Regions from separate parts of the Homo sapiens genome. Here region 2 is linked to region 1. A link is an interaction called in ENCODE POLR2A ChIA-PET data of the cell type or tissue named here. Cell type or tissue: PC-3. All regions are shown on one strand. Each heading gives the region's core, and the rest is flanking DNA. Links, peaks and the distances in the headings are about the cores only.

Evidence for each region. ChIA-PET counts read pairs that join two places held together with the same protein. Peaks named below come from ENCODE experiments on the same cell type or tissue, not always from the same donor. Only the 100,000 strongest peaks of a DNase experiment are listed, where the experiment ranks them.
Region 2: POLR2A ChIA-PET joins it to region 1 with 15 read pairs; 1 of 35 experiments calls an interaction of 5 or more read pairs at or near these places.

The regions. Positions count from the first base shown.
Region 1 is chr14:69,068,552-69,072,551 of GRCh38, forward strand. All of the region lies in intron 7 of DCAF5 (DDB1 and CUL4 associated factor 5), which reads right to left. Among named protein-coding and RNA genes, the nearest start is that of DCAF5, 83 kb to the right of the region's middle. In PC-3, for the core only: no CTCF peak of the experiment used is centred there; no DNase peak of the experiment used is centred there; H3K27ac peaks cover 715 bases.
Region 2 is chr14:69,211,782-69,217,949 of GRCh38, forward strand. The region is part of intron 3 of EXD2 (exonuclease 3'-5' domain containing 2); the gene reads left to right. The region is part of intron 2 of GALNT16-AS1 (GALNT16 and EXD2 antisense RNA 1); the gene reads right to left. Among named protein-coding and RNA genes, the nearest start is that of EXD2, 23 kb to the left of the region's middle. In PC-3, for the core only: no CTCF peak of the experiment used is centred there; no DNase peak of the experiment used is centred there; H3K27ac peaks cover 384 bases.

The DNA of each region.
Region 1 (4,000 bases), core at 1-4,000:
GCTGGGCATGCTGGCACATGCCCGTAATCCCAGCTACTCAGGAGGCTGAGGCAGGAAAATAGCTTGAACCTAGGAGACAGAAGTTGCGGTGAGCCGAGATCATGCCATTGCACTCCAGCCTGGACAATAAGAATGAAACTCCATCTCAAAAAAAAAAAAAAAAAAAGTTTACTGCAAGGCATAGACTATTTCTTTTCCTGGTACATCTAAAAAAGGTATCCAAGCCTCTTAGCATTTCAAAAAGGCCCAAGTGAACAGTTGCAGGGTCTTCCAGTGTCAAACCATAAAGAGGACCATCAAGGATACTGACAATACGGACAGAGCAGTGACTGCCTCCTGGAGACCACATAACTACTTAAGAAATGAGAAAAGCCAGATGGGGACAGCCAATGCTGTCAGTACAGCTCAAAGAGCTCCACAGGCATCAATGCTTAGTTGCACAAAAAAGTCAGTTATGCTGAGTTCTTCTTTCATCATATGTGCCTCACATGTGTTTATAACCAACTACTTGCAACCAATTAAAAACAGCTGTTTTTTCCAGTTACATGGGAGGAAAAAGCAGATACCTAGGCCTAAGTCACTGAGAGTGAATACATGTCTAGAAAAAGAAGACAGAGCACACAAACATATGCAGGCCCAAAAAAATGCATTTACAGCTGTTTCCAGCCTACTTCATCAGCCTACTGCCAGTGGGGGTGGTTACAGTGACTCGGCAGTAAAAATACATGTTTTTCCCTTCCATTCAGGGAAAAATTTGTCACATAAGAGAACCCTCCTGAACTACTGATGAGTCAAGGGCAGCCTTCATGCAAGAACAACTCAATCAGCCATTCCAGGTGGGTAGCAAGGAAGGACAATGTCTTGATCTCTAAGGAGTTATTAAAAGGTGAGTTTAAAAAGGGAGAAGGCCTTCTTTTTCTTCTTTTGTAGACACGGAGTCTCATTCTGTTGCTGAAGTGTGCAGCCTCAAATTCCTGGGCTCAAGCAATAGTCCTGCTCAGCCTCCTGAGCAACTGGGACTACAGGCATATGCCACCATGCCCAGTTTTCTTTCTGTTCTCTTTCTTTCTTTCGTTCTTTTCTTCTTTCTTTTTATTATTATTATTAGAGACACAGTCTTGCTGTGTTGCTCAGGCTGGTCTCAAACTCATGGGTTCAACTGATCTTCCCGCCTCAGCCTCCCAAAGTGCCAGGATTACAGGTACGAGCCATTGTGCCTAGCAGCAGTTAGTTTTAAAAAAAAAGTTTGTGAAGACAGGTTCCCACTATGTTGCTCAGGATGGTCTCAAACTCCTGAGGCATCAAGCGATCCTCCCACCTCAGCCTCCCAAAGTGCTGGGATTACAGGCATGTGCCACTGTGCCCAGCCGAGAAGGCTTTCTTAGTGAGGAATAACAGTCGTTGAGTAGCTACTAAGTACTCTCACAATAATCCTAAGAAAGTATTATTGTTGTTGGTGGTGGTATTATCCTTATTTCACAGGAGTTTGGTAAGATTAGGAAATTTTTCCAAAGCCCCCAGTTGGAAGATAAATGGATCAGGAATTTAAAGCCATTCCTAACAACTCTATCACATTATGCTTCTTTCCATAAATAAGAAGGTCTTAGAGTAAGAGGTAGCTCTGGAAAAGCAACTCAACCTGTGAAAACCCTAAAGCCCTTTCTAACAAGAATTCAGGGAAAGAGAAGGGAAAGGCAATATAAATATTTTCAAGAGACACCTACCAACCTTTCCCACACATTGCCAAATCCATTACTTTCATACCTAACTTACTAGGGAAAAAATGCTTTGGAAATGATGGATCTACATCGATCTTACTATACATAGCAATAACAATGTCTTGTATTTGAATACACATTGTTTTCAGAAAGCTTCCAAGATTATTAAATCAACACACAATATAAGGCAGAGGTAGGAGACATTTTATGTAAGAAACTGACGCTCAGACAAATACTATTATGTAACTTGCTAAGAATCAGACATGTAGTTAGTGGTAGTTAAGTTCAAGTTAGAGGACTTGAATCCAGGTATGATTTTAAGTCTAATGCTCCTTTCAATATGTAACACTGGCTCTATATGTAACTGCTGGTCTACTTATTTTATTTTCAGAATTACCACATAAAAACAGATGCCCTTCCTACCTACTTTAGAGGTCTTAGACATATTCCAATGGACTTCTTCTCTGCCACAGCAAAATTCCCAGTTCTAGTTCTATTCCTTCCTCTAATTTTTATTTTTCTTTTTTTTTTTTTGTTTTTCTTTTTTGAGACGGAGTCTCCTCTGTCACCCAGGCTGGAGTGCAGCGGTGCAATCTCGGCTCAGTGCAACCTCTCCCTCCCGGGTTCAAGCGTTTCTTCTGCCACAGCCTCCCGAGTAGCTGGGATGATGGGTGTGCACCACTACACCTGGCTAATTTTTGAATTTTTAGTAAAGACAGTGTTTCACTATGTTAGCCAGATTGGTCTCAAACTCCTGACTTCAAGTGATCTGCCCCCCTCAGCCTCCCAAAGTGCCGGGATTATAGGCATGAGCCACTGCACCCGGCCCCTTCCTTTAATTTTTAAAGGGATTTTTAGAATGAGTTGTTTGAAATTACTAAAAAATTGGACCTGATCTTCCCTGGTAGCAAGTTTTATAGTGGATATAGGTCTTACATCTTGAAATGATCTCCTCAGCCCACTAGGAAGTCCTATTGGAAAGACTTATATAGTATTGTTTATACAGTAAATAAATTTCATCTCTTTGGAGTTTGTATAGCAAAAAAAACAAAGACTGATTAACAGTCTTCCTGAGCAGGAGTGTGCAGAAGAAAAAGAAGGCCTTGACTTTGGCTCACACTCAGGACCACTCTCCATCTCGTTCTCTCAGCACTCGGCACGCACATGAAACACACAGCAGGCATCAAATAAATGCTGACTGCTTGTCATCTAGAGTCTAGTTCTGATCATGCCATTAGGTATACAATGGCAAGCCAGCTTTCCCTTACTAGCCTGCCTTAGAATCATATATCCAAAAGGTACACAGAGAATATGAGAGAGAAAGAGGGAGGGAGGGAGGGGGAAGAGGGAGAGAGAGAGAATGAATGAATGAATGAATGTGTACGCACTTATCTTTGGCCCATGATTATTTAAGTCAAAAAGACATTAGGTTGGATTAAGAGTTTCCTGACAAAATTTTCCTCATCTAAGCATTCAAAGTTAGAACTCAAGGGATGCATCCAGCCCACAGATATCTTGTTAGGCTTGCTGAACCTTGCTAAATATTTTTTATAGCTATGCATTAATTGCCAACATTTAAAAATTGAGGTATTACATATAAAAATGAGAGGTACCAAATAGTCCTGAAGCCATGTTGAAGAGTAGGGCTGAAAACAGGAGGAGTTAAAACCATGCACATGGCCAGGAAACCATCCTTTCCCCATATAAGCAGAAGTCTGGGGGTTGCCAATTGACATTGACCCAAAGAGGTTTTAGATTGGCAATACAAGGCACAGCTGGGGGTGTCATTAAACAAAAGTCTTCATATAGATCTGTAAGACCCACAGCCCCATTTCCCTATTTGGCTTTTAAGAGCCATAGTTTAATTACCAGGCAAATACTCTCTAGGTAGGAGAATGAAGATTCCTCTTTTGGGAAACTGACTGATTTCAATAGTAGAAAGTCAACAGAGAATGTCTAATATTGAAAATCCAAAAATATTATGAGCATGTTATAGGCAAAGGTAGAGAAAGGGACTATTGTGCTTTTAAAAAATAAGCTTTATAATATTATTTGATTTAAAAATTATATAGCTGTATTACTTTGATAAAAAGAAGTACTTAATTACAAAAATAGTGGAGGTAATAAAAAAGAACAAGAAGGAAGAACAGAAAGAAAAAGAGAAGATTCATGAATAAGAAAAAATAAAAGAGGCCAGGCACAGTGATGCACACCTGTAGTCCTAGATACTTGGGAGGCTTAGGCAGGAGGATCGCTTTAGCCCAGGAGCTCAAGGCTGTATG
Region 2 (6,168 bases), core at 1,018-5,017, 140 kb after region 1:
ATTCCAACTAAACGAAGGATAACTTGAGCAACAGCAGGGTAGACTGAAGTGAATAGTAATTGATCTGATAATAATACACTTTAATTACTATAGCAGAGGCATAGAAAAGTTAAAGTGGCAAATAATCTAACCCCACCTCATTTTGACTTTTGATGTGTATTAAACTCAGGTTGGATTCCACATTTCCCTTTAGGCATGACTGCATTTTCCTGATTGCTGTCATAAAAAACTCAATGAAAAAGTCATTCATGGCTTCCTTCCTTGTAAAAATAAGATAGAATAAATTTAAGAGATGAATAGAAAACAAAAATAGGCTGGGCGCGGTAGCCCACGCCTGTAATCCTAGCACTTTGGGAGGCCGAGGCGGGCAGATCACTTGAGGTCAGGAGTTCGAGACCAGCCTGGCAAGCATGGTGAAATCCTCCCCTCTACTAAAAATACAAAAATTAGCCAGGCGTGGTAGCAGGCGCCTGTAATCCTAGCTACTTGGGAGGCTGAGGCAGGAGAATTGCTTGAGCCCAGGAGGTGGAGGTTGCAGTGAGCCGAGATCACGCCACTGCATTCCAACCTGAGCGACAGAGCAAGTGAGACCCTGTCTCAAAAAAAGAAAAAACGAAGACAGAAATGAAAAATCATCCATTCTTGCTCTATTTATTCCTCCATTCCTGTTTTGCTTTCCTTTTCATTCACTTTTATGTAAATGTTTATTCGATTATTATTTTTGTTCTTCTTTATTGTTTTTTTTTTTTAGAGACAGGGTGGTGTCACTCTGTTTCCCAGGCTGGAATGCAGTGGTACTTATCATAGTTCACTGAACCTCGAACTCATGGGCTAAAATGATCCTTCTGTCTCAGCCTCCCATGTAGCTAGGACTACAGGTATGTGCCACCACTGTCACTTGGTTCCAATGGTTCTTGATTTTTTTTTTTTTTTTTTTTTTTTTTGAGACAAGATCTTACTCTGTCACCCAGGCTGGAGTGCAGTGGTGGGATTTTGGCTCACTTTAGCCTTGACCTCCCTGGGCTCAGATGATTGTCTCACCTCAGCCTCCTGAGTAGCTGGAACTACAGGTGTGCGCCACCACACCTGGCTAATTTTTTTGTATTTTTAGTAGAGACGGGGTTTTGCGGTGTGGTCCGGGCTGGTTTCAAACTCTTGGACTCAAGCAATCCATTCGCCTCAGTCCCACAAAGTGCTGAGATTACAGGCGTGAGCAACCGTGCCTGGCCTATGTTGTTGTTTTATAGTCAATATTTGTTTAGATTTACCAAAGTGTTTACCTTCCTGTATTCTTCTTCTTTTCTTTTTTTTTTTTTTTTGTAGATGGGGTCTTGCTCTTTTGCCCAGGCTGGAATGCAGTTGTGCGATCACAGCTAACTGCAGCCTTAACCTCCCAGGCCCAAGTAATCCTCCCTCCTGAGTAGCTGGGATTACAGGTGTGAGCCACCACATGCCATCTCTTTTTCACAGAGACAGGATTTTGCTGTGTTGCCCAGGCTGGTCCCAAACTCCTAGGCTCAAGTGATCCTCCTGCCTTGGCCTCCCAAAATGTGCTGGGGTTACAGGTGTGTGTGAGCTACCATGCTGGGCCCTTTTTTTTTTTTTTTTTTTTTTTTTAAGAGATGAGGTCTTGCTTTGTTGTGCAGTTGTGTGAGCATGGCTCACTGCAGCCTCAAACTCCTGGGCTCAAGTGATCCTCCTGCCTCAGCCTCCTGAGTAACTGGGACTACAGGCATGTGCCACTGCACCTGGATAATTTTTTTTTTTTTTTTTTTTGTAGAAATGGGGTCTTGTTGTGTTGCCCTGGCTGGTCTTCAACTCCTGGCCTCAAGTGATCCTCTCACTTGGTCCTCCTACAAGCATAAGCCACTGCATCCAGCTGTATTTACCTTTTTTTTTGTTTTTTTTTTGAGACAGAGTCTCCAAGGCTGGAGTACATTAGTGCAATCTTGACTCACTGCAACCTTTGCCTCCCGGGTTCAAGTGATTCTCCTGCCTCAGCCTCCTGAGTAGCTGGGAGTACAGGTGTGTGCCACAATGCCCGTCTAATTTTTTCTATTTTTAGTAGAGACAGGGTTTCACTGTGTTAGCCAGGGTGGTCTCGATCTCCTGACCTTGTATTTACCTTTTTCTTTGCTTACATTTTTCTTATATCTCTGACCTTCTTTTGGGGATCATTTTCCTTAAAATCGTTCTTTAACAGTTTAGGGCCCATTGATAATAAACTTCATCATTTTGAAAATGTCTGTATTTTGATTTTAATCTTAAAGAGATTTTCTCTGGGTGTAAAGTTCTGGTTTGGCAGTTTATCATTTTCAGGATAGTATTCCATTGCCTTCTGGCTTCCGTTATTGCTGTTGAAGATAACTGTCAGTCTATACCTTGATTCTTTGTAAGTAATGTAATTTTTTCATATCTCTTCTTAAGATCTTCTCTTTGAGTTTATGGTTCTGAAGGTTCACTATGATGAGTCTAGGTGTTTTATTTCTAGCTTGGGATTCAGAAAAATATCTGGATAATAGGATTGATGTTTTATCAATTTAAAATTTCTCTTTAAAGATTGTCTTTATCCTTTCTTCTTTCTTGCTGGAATTTAATATTTAACATATCTTAGTCTCTCTAGATTCATTATATACGATTTCTTCTGGTCTCTTTTACAATTCCCTTTTTCTTTATTTGGCTTTGTCTAATCTGTTTAACCTGCCCCTGAGTCTTTTTTTAGACTTTTTTATTGTGAAATATAACACATCAAGAAAAGTGCCTGGAACAAAAATAAACACTGAATGATTTATGTAAAGAGAACAGCTCAGCTGTGTAACTAGAAACTAGGTCAAGAAACGTAAGATTGCTAGGACTCCAGGAGCTCCTGTTGTGTCCACTTGAAATCATTGTCCCCTCACTGCCCTCTGAGGGTTACCATTATCCTGTCTCAAGAAAGTCTATTTACTTTCTTGTTTTCTTTATACTTTTACTGCTTAGGCATGCCTCCCTCATCACTATAGTTTAATTTTACCTGTTTTTTAAATTTAGTATAAATGAATCATCGAGTATGTGCTCTTTTTTGTCTTGCTTCTTTTTCCAAACATTGTGAGATTTACCTGTGTTGGGTGTGACTATGATTTGTTGCCATATAGTGTTCCATGGTATAAATATACCATGACTTATTTTTCCATTCTATTATTGATGGACATTTATATATATATATAAAATACAGTATAGTCCGGGCGTGGTGGCTAACACCTGTAATCTCAGCACTTTGGGAGGCCAAGGTGGGTGGATCACCTGAACCTGAGGTCAGGAGTTCAAGACCAGCCTGGCCAACATGGTGAAACCCCGTCTCTACTAAAAATACAAAAATTAGCCAGGTGTGGTGATGCATACAGGTATAATCCCAGTTACTTGGGAGGCTGAGGCAGAAGAATTGCTGGAACCCAGGAGGCAGAGGTTGCAGTGAGCTGAGAGTGTGCCACTGCACTCCAGCCTGGGTGACACAGCGAGACTCCATCTCAAAAATATATGTGTGTGTGTGTGTGTGTGTGTGTGTGTGTGTGTATAATACAATATATCATTTACATTTGGGGGCTCTTGCAAAGAATGGTGCAATTGAACATTTACACTCATTATTGGGCGTATGTGTCTATGAGTGGAGTTCTGGGTCAAGGAGTTTGTGTGCACATGCACGCACAATTTTAACTTTTATAGATGATGCCAAACTGTTTACCAAGATCTTTTTATGAATTTACCTTCCCATCCGTAGCATATGACTGATTCCATTGTTTCTAGCTGTTTTCAGAAGTGATTACACTAATTTAACCTCCCTATATATGAAAATTGCCTTTGTTTTACATCCTTGTCCACATTTGGTACTGTCATATTTTAAAATTTTATCCATTCTGTTGGGCTTGTAGTAATAGTTCACTATTATTTTAATTTGCATATTCCAGATTACTAATGAAATTGAACATCTTTTTGTATTTTAATGGTCATTTAGATATCCTCTTTTATGCAGTGTCCATTCAAGTCTCTTGCCTCATTTTCTTTTTTTTTTTTGCCTCATTTTCTATCGAGTTGTCTTTATAGAAGTTCTTTACATATTCTGCATATGAACCCTCCGGGAGTTAAATTTGTGTTGTGAATGTTTTCTCCCATTCTGTGAATTGCCTTTACATTCTTTTGATGTTTAATTTTGATAAACAGAAGATCTGTGTAGTACAGTTGATCAAGTCTTTCCCTATACACAGTCATGAACATATTCTCCCCATGTCATTTTCTTGGAGTTTTATGGTTTTAACCTTGGCGATTCAGATTTACAATCCACCTGAAATTGATTTTTTAGGTGTGTTTGTATATGATGTGTGGTAGGGTTAAGTTTAATTTTTTCTCCTAAAGGGATAGTCAATCTGCCTAGAATCACAGATTGAACAGATAAACCTTTCCTGATTGCTCTGCAATGCCACTTTATCACAAAACAAGTGTCTGTATGTGTCTAGATCTGTTTTTGTCTTCTTGATTGTCTAATTTTCTGTTGTTGCACCAATTATTATATACTTTCTTATTTACCATTGCTTTAAAATAACTCTGGATATCTGGGGCAGCAAGACCTGCCATCTTGTTCTTTTTCCACAATATCTTGGATAATCTTGATACTCTACATTTTCTTTTTTGTGATGGAGTCTCACTCTGTCACTCAGACTGGAGTGCAGTGGCATGATCTCGGCTCACTGCAGCCTCCACCTCCTGGGTTCAAGCCATTCTCCTGCCTCAGCCACCCGAGTAGCTGGGACAATAGGTGCCTGCTACCACACCTGGCTTACATTTTCTTATACGTTTTAGAATCAATTTTCAGGTCCTATAAAATTTTCTTGAAATTTTGATTGAGATTGTATTGTATAGATCAGTTTGTAGGGAACTGACTTCTTTATATTATTGAAGGGTTTTAAAAAATTGACATGAAATTATATATATTATGTATAATGTTTTATGCATATATACATTGCGGGATAATTAAATCTAGCTAATTAACAAGTGCATTACTTCACATAGTTATCATTTTTAATGATGAGAACACTTAACATACACTATCTTTGCATTTTAGTAATACAATATATCATCATTAACTATAGTCACCATGCTGTACACTAGATGTCTTGAACTCATCCCTCCTATGTAACTGTAATTATATATTCTTTGATCAACATTTTCTCATCCTCCTCTCCTCCCAACCATCCTGGCCTGTGGTAAACACTATTCTACTCTCTACTTCTATGAGATCAACTCTTTTATTTTTTAGAGACATGTTCTCGCTCTGTTACCCAGGCTAGAGTGCAGTGGCGTGATCATAACTCACTACAGCCTTGAGGTCCTAGGCTCAATCAGTCCTCCTGCCTTACCCTCCCAAGTAGCTAGGACTATAGGCACACACTACCACAACTGGCTAATTTTTATTTTTATTTTTTAGAGATGAAGTCTCACTGTGATTCTTAGGCTGGTCTTGAATTTCTGGCCTCAAGTGATCCTTCCACCTCAGCCTCCCGAGTAGCTGGGATTATGGGAGGGAGCTACTATGCCCACCAAGGTCAACTTTTTTAGATTCCACATATGAGTGGGCTCATGCAGTATTTATCTTTCTGTGCCTGGCTTATTTCACTTAACATAATGTCTTCCAGGTTTAGCCATGTTGTCACAAATGACAAGATTTCATTATTTTTTATGGACAAATAATATTCCATTTTGGAGGGAGAGATTTATATATCACATTTTCTTTTTTTTTTATTATACTTTAAGTTATAGGGTACATGTACACAACATGCAGGTTTGTTACATATGTATACTTGTGCCATGTTGGTGTGCTGCACCCATTAACTCGTCATTTACATTAGGTATATCTCCTAATGCTATCCCTTCCCCCTCCCCCCACTCCATGACAGGCCCCAGTGTGTGATGTTCCCCTTCCTGTGACCAAGTGTTCTCATTGTTCAATTCCCACCTATGAGTGAGAACATGCGGTGTTTGGTTTTTTGTCCTTGCGATAGTTTGCTGAGAATGATGGTTTCCAACTTCATCTATGTCCCTACAAAGGACATGAACTCATCCTTTTTTATGGCTGCATAGTATTCCATGGTGTATATGTGCCACATTTTCTTAATCCAGTCTATCATTGATGGACAT